Linked DNA regions of Homo sapiens: regions 2, 3 and 4 are each linked to region 1. Evidence: chromatin contacts called from ENCODE Hi-C or POLR2A ChIA-PET data. All regions are on one chromosome and are shown on one strand. Each heading gives the region's core, a stretch centred on a gene start or an enhancer-like site at or near the end of the contact. The rest is flanking DNA. Distances are from core to core; before and after follow the strand shown. Region 1 overlaps LOC127898557 (a long non-coding RNA gene). Region 2 has its middle 82 kb from the start of FBXW7-AS1. Region 3 has its middle 88 kb from the start of LINC02273. Region 4 overlaps FBXW7 (F-box and WD repeat domain containing 7).

What was found. A loop is a pair of places that touch in the nucleus more often than their neighbours do. ChIA-PET counts read pairs that join two places held with the same protein, here RNA polymerase II (POLR2A). Pooled maps may share reads with other maps.
Region 2: a loop to region 1 is called in a map with no recorded cell type, with 4 times the contacts of the local background. The contact joins two enhancer-like sites. A Hi-C loop is called at or near these places in 3 of 37 single-sample maps with no recorded cell type and 8 of 50 pooled maps. POLR2A ChIA-PET finds 5 or more read pairs at or near these places in 2 of 52 experiments (OCI-LY7 and naive thymus-derived CD4-positive, alpha-beta T cell).
Region 3: a map with no recorded cell type shows a loop between it and region 1 (6-fold over the local background). The contact joins two enhancer-like sites. A Hi-C loop is called at or near these places in 1 of 168 maps with a recorded cell type or tissue (ovary), 3 of 37 single-sample maps with no recorded cell type and 8 of 50 pooled maps. POLR2A ChIA-PET finds 5 or more read pairs at or near these places in 1 of 52 experiments (activated CD4-positive, alpha-beta T cell).
Region 4: a loop to region 1 is called in a pooled map, with 2.5 times the contacts of the local background. The contact joins two enhancer-like sites. A Hi-C loop is called at or near these places in 8 of 37 single-sample maps with no recorded cell type and 3 of 50 pooled maps. POLR2A ChIA-PET finds 5 or more read pairs at or near these places in 2 of 52 experiments (BJ and CD4-positive, alpha-beta T cell).

Annotation. Positions count from the first base shown.
Region 1 is chr4:151,886,328-151,889,117 of GRCh38, forward strand. All of the region lies in intron 2 of LOC127898557 (a long non-coding RNA gene), which reads left to right. It overlaps LOC102724700 (a long non-coding RNA gene), which reads right to left. Exons shown (of 5, transcript NR_188364.1): 4 at 2,164-2,251; 5 at 619-1,436. Among named protein-coding and RNA genes, the nearest start is that of LINC03074, 68 kb to the right of the region's middle. Within about 2 kb of position 1,369, at least 2 of the 41 ENCODE cell types and tissues checked have a DNase peak (open chromatin) inside an H3K27ac peak, as active enhancers do.
Region 2 is chr4:152,254,207-152,257,080 of GRCh38, forward strand. No RefSeq gene overlaps it. Among named protein-coding and RNA genes, the nearest start is that of FBXW7-AS1, 82 kb to the right of the region's middle. Within about 2 kb of position 1,390, at least 4 of the 41 ENCODE cell types and tissues checked have a DNase peak (open chromatin) inside an H3K27ac peak, as active enhancers do.
Region 3 is chr4:152,187,653-152,190,435 of GRCh38, forward strand. No RefSeq gene overlaps it. Among named protein-coding and RNA genes, the nearest start is that of LINC02273, 88 kb to the left of the region's middle. Within about 2 kb of position 1,424, at least 2 of the 41 ENCODE cell types and tissues checked have a DNase peak (open chromatin) inside an H3K27ac peak, as active enhancers do.
Region 4 is chr4:152,398,056-152,400,891 of GRCh38, forward strand. All of the region lies in intron 4 of FBXW7 (F-box and WD repeat domain containing 7), which reads right to left. Among named protein-coding and RNA genes, the nearest start is that of FBXW7-AS1, 62 kb to the left of the region's middle. Within about 2 kb of position 1,341, at least 2 of the 41 ENCODE cell types and tissues checked have a DNase peak (open chromatin) inside an H3K27ac peak, as active enhancers do.

The sequences.
Region 1 (2,790 bases), core at 119-2,618:
CTTTCTTACAGAAAAGACATTTAGATCAACAGATGACAAAAATAGGAGACTGCAAAATTCTTCCTTCCATCCACCTCCAATAATGAAATCAGTGTTTGTTTGCTGCTTTTTTTAGACAAATCTCCCCGTTTTGTAAAACAAGGGAGTATTTTTTGTTTTACAAAACTGAGAGATTTAGGTAAGCCGTGAGTTAGTGGAAACATCCGGAACCATATAAGGGAGCTTTAGCTTTTGTGTGAAGGAAAGAAAACAGTTTGTGACTTTAGCTGAAACAAATAATAATTAATATATTACTGTATATAATTGATTACTATAGTATATTTTATATTGATATAAAATATATTAGCATATTTATATATTAATATATTATTATATCCATATATTAATTTAATACAAGTAATATATTAATATATATCATATGTTATTATAATATAAAATTGTATATTATAATAACATATACTAATATAATACGTTACATATCTTAGTAATATGTGACTGTATATAATTTTATGTTAATTTATTTTTCAAACTTCTTGTGACCAGATTTTCTGTACCTAAGAGAAATTTTCTGTAACTAAGAGAACTTTAGCTGCAGAAATATAACACTAGTGAGAAATCTAACAAGTTTGTTTATTTAAGGCAAGGGTTGGCAAACTATAGCCCGTGGGCCCAATCCAGCCAGCTGCCTACTTTTTACAGCCAGTAAGCTAAGAATGGTTTTGACATTTTTGAGTGGTTATGTTTTAAATGGTTGTATAAATATCTACATAATGTCCTTGCTATTGCCTCTTGGCCTCCAAGTCTGAAGATGGGAAAACATTGCTCTGGGTTGGGTGTTTCTATTGTGCTAATGCCTCATTTGGTACCCAAAGCCCTGAAGCAACAAGACTTAGTTGTGTCTCGTTCCAGCTGCCAGATGCAGAGAAGGCCTAGCATGCATAGCTCAGTATGTCACCGGCCCATGAATGTGTCTCTTAAATACAGAAAAGACGACACGTCAGCCTGTTGCAATGGGGTTCTGTGGCTTGAAAAAGACCTCTGTATTGTATATGAATCTTAGTAATTGGAACTTGGACTCATCACGTCTTTTTTAGCAATGACATTGTAACAGCATGCACCCATCCATCATCGTGTCATCCTTATGAAAATGGTCTCCACTGGTCAGCTTGTCATAGTTAATTAGTCTTCCAATGTATGGATAGTCAGAAGCAAAGCGACTTTGAGGTTTTTTTTGACAATTTTAAAAGTGAACTCCAGAGATACCTGATCTTTCCTGCCTTTTAATTAGAGCCTTTTCATTTGAGGAGGAGAGTGTCCTTGTGGTTAGGAGTACAACCAGCCTAGTTCTGCTTCCCATTTTCAGTTCTGTAGGCGACTCATAGCAACCACAGGCAAGTCGGTGACTGAGTCCTCCAATATGTGCAGTACAGGAAGTTCTAGAATAAAATGCAGTTAGCTGATTGCTACTCAAATGTAGATATTGTTGATATCTTAGTGAGAAAAGGGTAGTGTATTAGATACCGCTATGAAATCTCTAAACTTAGTAGTTTAAAAAAGATGAACAACCATTTGTTTAGCTCAAGATTCTGTAAGTCATCAATTTAGTCTGGGCACAGCTTGCTCTGTCAGGCACCCACAGTCAGTGGTGTTGGTGTGTTGGGTGGATGGGTGGTTGTGTTCATCTTGGCTGGGCTCTCTCATGTCTCAGGCTTTGGCTGGGACAATGAGCTATGCCTCTCTGCTCCGAATAGCTTCTTTTCCCACAGCAGGCTAGCCCAGGCAGACATAGGGGTCTCGAAAGAGAGTGAATGTGTGTAAGAAATCTTAAAGCCTAGGCTTGGAATGGGCAAAATATGACTCCATCATATTTTAATGGTCAAAGCAGGTCACAAGGCGAGCCTGGACCCAAAGTGAAGGGAAACAGACTCTACCTCTTGATGAAAGGGGCTTCAGGGTCATGTTTCAAGGGCATGGTTGCAGGAAGAAGAAGGGTTGTGGTTATTTTGCCATCTACCTCTGGGAGCTAAAACATGAAGGAACACATGCAAGGTGTGAACCGGCCCTGCTGCCAGACAAGGTGAGGGGAAGAGGCCATGACCGTGAAGTCTAGATGCTAAGCTGTGAGAGAGGGACTGATCAGGGGAATTCAGTGACCTCACGTACAGCAGGGATATAGATGATACCGCTGTTTTTCCCCGGGTCTCATTTCTGGCAGAAGAGAGTGAGGGAGCCTCCAGGAGAGAAGTCAGACCTGCAAAGGATGAGTAGGTGTGTGAGTAGCACCATGGGGGGTTTTGGTTAATTTAGTGAAGAAAGAGGGTATTTTTCCATATGCATTGGGAAACCAAGAGTGAACACAGGCTCTGAGTTCAACAGGCTAGTGGAGAGGAAAGAAAACTGCACGCAGGAAGGAAATCCCCTGAACCAAGAGGCTGAGGTTTGATGTTGTGAGCTCAGCCTTCCAAGGCAGACACACATGACTTCTAGTTGTGGTGTGACACCTTATTAACTGTGTGACTTTGGGCAAATCACTTTACCTCTCTAAGGCTCAATCTCCATATCTGTAAGATAAGGATAATAATATATGCCTCAGAGTACTGTAGGGGTGACTAAAGGAGATAATCCATTGTAATATGTCTAAATCGATACCTGGCAGGATAACGGCTGTCCATGAGTGTCCATTGTTACTAACCTTCTTACTTTTGTTGCTATTGATTTTTCATGCATGGCCCACAATTCTAGTTTGCAGTACTGGCCACACTGATGAGCTCTCCTAGTATTTTAGATGAA
Region 2 (2,874 bases), core at 140-2,639, 370 kb after region 1:
TTTGCTGTATCCCACAAATTTTGATAAGTTGTGTTTTTATTTTCATTTAGTTCAAAATATTTTACAATTTCTCTTGAGATTTAACTCATATTCTTTAGAAGTGTGTTGATTAATCTTCATATATTTTGGGATTTTTCAGCTATCTTTCTAATTTCTAGTTTAATTTCATTGTGGTCTGTGAGCAGATATTACGTGATTTCTATTCTCTATTGATTTGTTAAGGTGTGTTTTACAGCCCAGAATGTGGTTTATCGTGGTGAATGTTCCATGTGAACTTGAGAAGAATGTGCATTCTGCTACTGTTTGATGAGATAGATACATGCCAATTATATTCAATTGATTGATGGTGTTGCTGAGTTAAACTATATCGATCTGTCCATTTCCGATAGAGGGATATTGAAGTCTCCAATTATGGTAGTGGAGTCAGCAATACCTCCTTGTCACTCTCTGTTTTTGCTTCAGGTAGCTTGACACTCTGTTACATATACATTAAAGATTATTGTATCTTCCTGGAGAATTGGCCTCTTTATCATTGCCCTTCTTTATCCCTGATAACTTTTCTTACTTTGAAGTGTGCTCTGTCTGAAATGAGCATAGCTATTTATGCTCTTTTGATTAGTGGTAACATGATATATTTTTCTCCATCCATTTATTTTTAACTGATTTGTCTTTATATTTAAAGTGGGTTTTTTGTAGACAATATATTGTTGGGTCTTGTTTTTTGATTGACTCTGACCATCTCTGTCCTTTAATTGGTTTATTTAGATGGTTGACATTCAAAGTGATTATTGATATAGTTGGGTTAATATGTTCCATATTTGTTACTGTTTTCTATTTGTTGCCCTTAGTTTTTTTTTTCCTATTTTTGCCTTCCAATCTTTTCTGCCTTTTTTTCATTTAAGTTGAACATTTTATATGATTCCATTTTCTCTCCTTTTTTAGTGGTTCTTTTTACTTTTTCCTTTTTACCTTTTTATTTTTTACTTTTTTTAATGGTTGCCTAGAATTTGCAATATACATTTACAACTAATCCAAATCCATTTTCAAATAGCACTATATCACTTCACAGGTGGTGTGAGTACCTTCTAATAAAAATAATTCTACAATTGATCTTAGCCAAAAGGCCGAGAAGCAATAATAATAAAAATAATTCTAATTTCTCCCTCCTGTACCCTGTATCATCTTTTACTTTTTAAAATGTGGCTACTGGAAATTTTAAATTACATATGTGGCTTGCATTTGCCACTAGCTGTATATTTGGACAGGATACACAACATGATATGTATTGGACAGTGTTGGTCTAGATGAGCTCGAATTGAGCGTTGACATTCCGTGCAGCTTGCAGACAGATTGAGTATTGACAGGAAGTGCCACTTGACTCAGTCTTAGAGAAAGGCTTTGGTCTGTGGCCAGAACCCAGGCAACTCCCAGCAGGAAGTCTCACCCACCCAGAGCAGGGGGAAGCTTCAGAGAGAAGAGGTGAACTCTGGAGAGCTAGGCCCTAGCACAACCTCAAACACTTTCTATAACAAATCTGGACAGTGTTTAGTCATTTAAAAAATCTTGAAGGTAGTTGTTTACCATCCCTGGAGCTTCTGTTAGATCGTCTTTGATCTCCTCTGGCCAGCATACACAAACTGATGGTTTTCTGGGCAATTTGACATTCCTGGAATGATACTTTTGAAGTGAGTTTTCTTTTTGCTGCAAAGACTTTATTTGGGGAACCATATTTGAGTGAGTGAAAATAGCAGTAAAAATGGTCAAATAGTAAAATAAATAGTAGTAAAAATAAATTTTATATTCCTCTCTTCCTCTTTTCCTCTATGAGTAAAAATAAATTTTTAAAAATCTCAGCTGTCTCTGCTAATTGTACTAAATAGGCCTAAAACAAATAGAAAAGCTTCCTAGAAAGTTGTCATAAACTTCAAGTCCCCGTGATTTTACCTTTTACTTTTGCTTTTTATTTATTGATACCTGTCAGGGCCCCTCCTACTTCATCCTGGCATTTCTCTTCTTTCCAGTCCCTGCTTATGACCTCTCTTCTTCTGCGACATCACTGGCTGCTGCTTCTCAGTCTTCTTTGCTGGTTCCTCCTTACTTCCCCATCATCCTGCCATTGGAGTGCCATAAGGCTCAGGACGTGGCTTCTCTTCTGTGTCACCACTCCCTAGGTGGCTTCCAGCAGTCTCAAGGCCTTCTCACACACCAGCATGTAAGTGACACCAGACTCTCATCCCCAGCTTGGACCTCTTCCACTAACCTCCATACTTATATCTCCAACTGCCTATTCCATACTATCACGTACATGGCTAATGAGCACCTCAAACTGAATAGTCCAAGCTCAACTCCTGGTCTTCCCCACTGATCTGCCCCTCCCAGAGTCCTGCCCCTGTCAGTGAATGGACACTGCATCCTCCCTGTTATCCAGGACAAAATCCTTGGAGTCGTCTTTGTCTTTTTTTCTCTCATATACCCTATATCCTCTCCATTAGCAAAGACTGTTGGCTGTTCCTCCAAATATATTGAGAATCTTACCACTTTCCACTGGCTTCACTGCCAGCACCCCGATGTGAGATGCCATCCCCTGTCCTCCGGAGGAAGCCGCCTCCCTGCGGGTCTCCTGCTTCCACCGCTTCCCGCTCAGAAGCTGCGCTCAACACAGCAGACACAGTGAGCCTTTTAAACTATAAATGAGATCAAGTCAGTCACCCCTCTGCTCATGCAGAGTAACACATTACAATGACCTAAAATGCCCTACACGATCTGACCACTGGCCTTGCTCTTTCTTCCTTCACAAAACATAGATCAAAATTTGACGCAGTAAATATTTCCTTTATTGTCTGTTTCTTCCCACTAGAATATAAGGTTCTTAAA
Region 3 (2,783 bases), core at 174-2,673, 300 kb after region 1:
ATGGCTTATTAGAAAAAAAACCAACTACTAGACCTGACTCAGAGAAGGAAGTCACTCCTGGTTCTTGCAGGAGCCTAATCATTAGAGCTGCAGAGAGCCCAGAAGGGTGAATGTGTTCGGTCTCTCTGGGCCTGCCTGGCTCCTAAGTCAAGGCTTTATCCCACATCTGCCTCTGCTTTCCATAAAGCAAACCCCTCAACTCCACTGTGGCCAGAGTTGGCAACACACCATCCCTGGGCTCCCAGCAAGAGGAGACTGTGAGTCAGATCTATCGTGGCCTCACTACTCTGCTTCCATCTCTCTGCCAGGGAGCCACTCAGCAGCAGATGGAAAACTTGCTCTTGGACTAAAAGAAGATGGCAGCTCGTTGCACTATCTGCACAGCTGTCCATAGGGCACCAGCATGGGTCTGCTCTGGGCTACTGCCAGGATGATGCTCCCAAGAAGTGCATTTCAGCTAAATATGGAAGACTTTCCTATCATTCCGATAGCTCCAATGGTGAATGAGTGCATGTGCCCCTTGTCACTGGGTCTCCAAGTATATACTACATGATCTTCTGCCAGGAGATTTACAGAAGGGATTCTTGCACTGAGAGGGAAAATGGATTATAATTTCTAAAAACCTCTTCTTGCTAAGAACAGCCTTCCTCTCTGTCCCAGAACCCTTTGTCCTTTCAATCATCCTGCAATCACTTGACTCTCGCTGAGGCTCCCACCCTGAGCTGAGTCCTGGCCCAGGCTCTAGGACTAATGATGACCTCAGACAAGTGGGATTTGGGGAGCTGGAACTCAACACTCTGGGATGAGAAGTTAAGCAGCAGAGCTGCTGAGCCAAGATAGACTTTAGGGCCCAGTTGTGACACCTGGGTGCTCTCGTTTCTGAAATCAAGTCACCTTTGTGAACCCTGGTCTTGGGCTTGGAATCCTAGTCTCATTTCTATCAGATCTTCTGTACAGGAAGCCTGTGCAGGAACAGGGGAGGGCAGATACTTTCCATTCACCCCAGGCTGTAGGCCAGAGACAGTCAAGAACTAAAACTGAGTCTCCATGTGCACTTGTACACACACACAGTCATAAACACACTCTCTCTCTTTCACACACACACACACACACACACCCCACACACACACCAAATGCACCTCGCAAGTGGTCCAGTTCAGGCCCTGGTTCACCAGAGTCTTGAGAAGGGTCCATAAGCCCACCCATACTGTACTTGTACTGAATTCAAGTTGAACTGTTGAGCCCAGTGGCCAGAAAGCCAGACCTGAGGGACGCAGCCAAAGCAAGCTGAGTCCAGTGAGCCCAGGCAGTAGAAGTCATGTCATCCTGGGATCAGCAGCAGGCAGCCAGCAAGTGGCTGCCTAGAAATAGTTCTGAGGCTCACAGTGATCAGCGGCTTCTGGCTTATAGTCAGCCCTCAGATAGCCCCAGAACGGAGATGCAAGTCTCCCGCCTTTAAAGGCATATAGCAAGGAGTGGACAGTTCCCTTCCTCTCCCCCATCTCTGGTCCCTGTTTTAATGACCTGTCTGGAATTCCAGGCCCCCAGGCCATAAAACTAAATATAAGACAAGGGCTGGGACTAGGCTATCCCTGACAATCAAAGGATAAAGATGTAAAATTGTATATTCGATAATGTACATGTGCACAAGCAAAAAACTAGACGCAAAACTACATCAGTGTGGTTATTTTGGGTGGTGGGATTATGGGTGATTTTTATTTTTTGTCTGCTTTTCTGCATATCTTAAATTCTCTGCAATGAATATGTATTACTGTTATAATCGGTAAAAGGTTAGTTTTAAAATTCATATGAAACTATGGTTTTATGGAAGTCATTTTGCAATCAAATCTATTTTGCTTACATGTGGAATTCTTGTTTTTACTGTTCTTCCTTTATGCTTTTCCCCGTCTCTATTTTTACTGCCCTGCTTTTAATGCTCTGATGGCCAGCTGTCCCCTCCAGCCAGGCATTCTGTGTGCAGGGTTTGAGTGACATGCACACACAGGAAACAATCCAAACCACACAAAAGGTGCACAACGAGAGAAGCAGGTGCCTGTCCCTGCCCCTGTGCTCACTGGGCCCCTGGCCCCTTCCTGCTGTTCCCTCAGGCAGGACTGGCTTCCCCACTCACCCCTGGCAAAGGCAAGCCTGCATTTCCTCCTATCCTCTGTCTAAAATTCTATTCCTGTTAGAAAGCTGACACATGTCAGTTGTTCACTCATTCATTTATTCATTCTCAAAATAGTTCCAGAGCATTGTCTCCACACCAAGTGCTGTGCTTGCCGGGGCTGGAGACACAACCCTAAGCTAGGCCCAGCCACTGCCCTTCTCCAGTTGAGAACAGATCTCCCAGCCAGTGTGCTGTGGAGGGTGACAGGCAAAGCTGGGGAGTGACCCACCAGCCCTGGGGACTGGCTGCAGCAGCTCGCTCAGTTTATCCCCAGTGTGTTGTCAAATCTCAACATGTGCTGTGGAGCCATGACCTGGGGAAGGCTGGGGAGCTAGCAGTTCTTAGCATTGGGAGGATACTAACCAGTAATTATCACAGTGATAGTTAGCATTATTATACCACATACTTTATTATGTGTGTGTGTGTGTGTGTGTATATATATATACACACACACACACGTTGCATTTATATGTCTATGGGTTTAATGTTCTGATTAAAATAATTTTTTCTGATTATTTTAACCAGCAAACTTTATCCTAATGGCAGCTAACATTACTGACGGCCGAGTATGTGCCATGCTGTAGTCTAAGTACTTCTAATATAAAACCTCATG
Region 4 (2,836 bases), core at 91-2,590, 510 kb after region 1:
TAGCTGCTTGTTAAAAAAAAAGCAAAAACAAAAACCCTAGGTATCCCACATATTATCTGACAGTGCACATAATTACTGTTGAGTGTATACTCCAAATTCTGAGCAAGACATACTATACTAAAACACAAAGTAGGAGAGAAAGACAAGCACATATTAAATATATTTAAATATATGGAAAGCCGCTCTATCTATAAGGTGCTATATGGCCCTCTAGTGTTCAGTGAAGAAACAGATAAATTCTTAAGGAATTGTGTGCTTTTGATATGATGTTTCACAGTAAAAAAAAAAATAATACTTTATAAAATTTTCTATGTATGCTAAACATACTAATATATGATTTTTACAAAAACCTAAATATTTTATATCTTTTGTGATTTTACATCTTTGTGCTTTCTTTTGAATTACTATCCATATTAGAATATCCAGTGAAAGAATTCTGAAATGTTCTTAAAATTTTTCCCACAAATAATTGTAATGCTAAATGAAAAAAAATAGCATTTTAAGAACTAGACAATACTGAATCTAAGGCAAATTTCAAAGAAAAAACAAAAGAATGGGGTCGTGTCTACGAACTAAGTATTTAAACATACCTAATCACAATTCCCTAACCATATTTTCTTTTCTCTGTATTCTACTTCTGATCCATCCAACTTGATTCTTTTTATCATATTAATTTATAGAAAATAGAGATTAATTAAATACACAAAATTATGTCTCTCAGAAGAGAGGCCAAAGATAGAATTGAGATTTCAGGACAAGAGTCAAAGTAAAAGTAGACCCACAAGCAGAAAAGAATCTCACTAATAAGATTGATAAAATTGTAACCACTGGCCAAATGTTTGAAAAATTGATAATACTGTTTAAAGTTGGTGAAATAATAATTTCAAAAGGAACTTACATTTGTTATTATGTTTAAAATATATATATCTTACATTTACTGTTTATATATTGGGGTTTTGTCAGGACAGAGGTGGGAACTGAAATATAAGCAAGATACAAAATTTATCCCCAGCTTTTTCACTCACTTACTAGCGTTAAGCAATTAACATTTTCAAGCTAAACCTTTAGAAGCTACAGGAGGACTCTGTGAAGATTCTATACTTGGCACCAACATCAATCCTTCAAATGTCAAGGAAAGGTAAATTGCCTATGGCATGGAAATTCTGCAAACAACCTTCAAAGTACCACAGAGTCATCTACTAAACCATTAAGAAATAGGATAGAAGGACTCTTAGCAAACTAGGAATAGAGGGGAGGAACTTTCTCAACTTGATAAAGACTACCTATAAAAAGCCTACAGCTAACATCACACTTAAGGATGGAAACTCAAAGCTGTCCTACTAAGATCAGACACAAGGCAAGAATGTCCTCTTTAACCACTGCTTTTCAACATCATAGGGGAAGTCCTAGTTAAAGCACAAAGACAAGAAAAGGAAGTAAAAGATAAAGAGATTAAGAAAGAGGAAATAACACTGTCTTTTTTGGCACATGACATGACCCTCTACATAGAAAATCCTAAAAAATTGACCAAAAAAAAGCAATTATAGCAAGGTTGCAAGATATAAGATTAATATATAATAAGTCAATTATTTTCCTACACACCAGCAATGAAAAAGTGAAATCTGAAATGACAAATACAGTATCATTTACATTAGCAGCCCCCTGAAATAAAATATTTAGGGATGAATCTAATAAAATATGTATAAGATCTACATAATGAAAACTATAAAACTCTGATAAAAAATCAAAGAAGAACTAAATAAATGGAGATATATTCCATGTTCTTGCACAGGAAGACTCAATACTGTCAAGATGTCAGTCCTTGCCAATCTCATCTATAGTTTCAAAGCAATACCAATCAAAATCCCAGCAAGTAACAGATATCAACGAACTGATTCTAAAACTTATATGGAGAGGCAAAAGACCCAGAATAGCCAAAACGATACTGAAGGAGAGGAATGAAGCTGGGAGATAGACACTCTCCAACTTCAAGGCTTACTATAAAGCTACAGTAACCAAGACAGTGTGGTATTGGTGAAAGAATTAAAAGTAGATGAATGGAACAGAATAGAGAGACCAGAATATGGTACAGTGATCTTTGACAATGGAACAAAGGCAGTACAATGTAGAAAAGCTAGTCTTTTCCGCAAATGGTGCTGAACCACCGAACATCCACATGCAAATAAATGAATCTAAACAAAGGCCTTACAACCTTCACAAAATTAACTCAAAATGGATCATAGACATAAATGTAAAGTGCAGAACTATAAAACTCTTAGAAGATAACATAAGAGAAAACCTAAATGGCCTTGGGTATAGACATGACTTTTTGCTGGGGTAGAGTGGTATGATCTTGGCTCACCACATCCTTGATGTCCCAGGCTCAAGCAATCCTCCAACCTCAGCCTCTCGGGTTGCTAAGATCACAGGAACGCACCACCATGCCTGGCTAATTTTGTGCATTTTTTTTTTTTAAGGAGGAGGTCTCAGTATGTTGCCCAGGCTGGTCTCAAACTCCTGGGCTCAAGCGATCCTCCCACCTCAGCCTGCCAAAGTGCTGGGATTATAGGTGTGAGCCATGGCACCCAGCCGGAAATGACATTTTAGATACAACAATACAATACTAACAGCATGATACATGAAAGAAATAATTCATAAGCTGGACTCTACTAAAATAGGAATGTCAGCTCTCTGAAAGACACTGTCAGGAAAATAAGAACATAAGCCACAGACTGGAAGAAAGTATTTGCAAAATGCACATGGGATAAACGATTGTTATCCAAAATATACAACAGTAACAGAACAACCTGACTAAAACATGGACAAAAGATCTGGA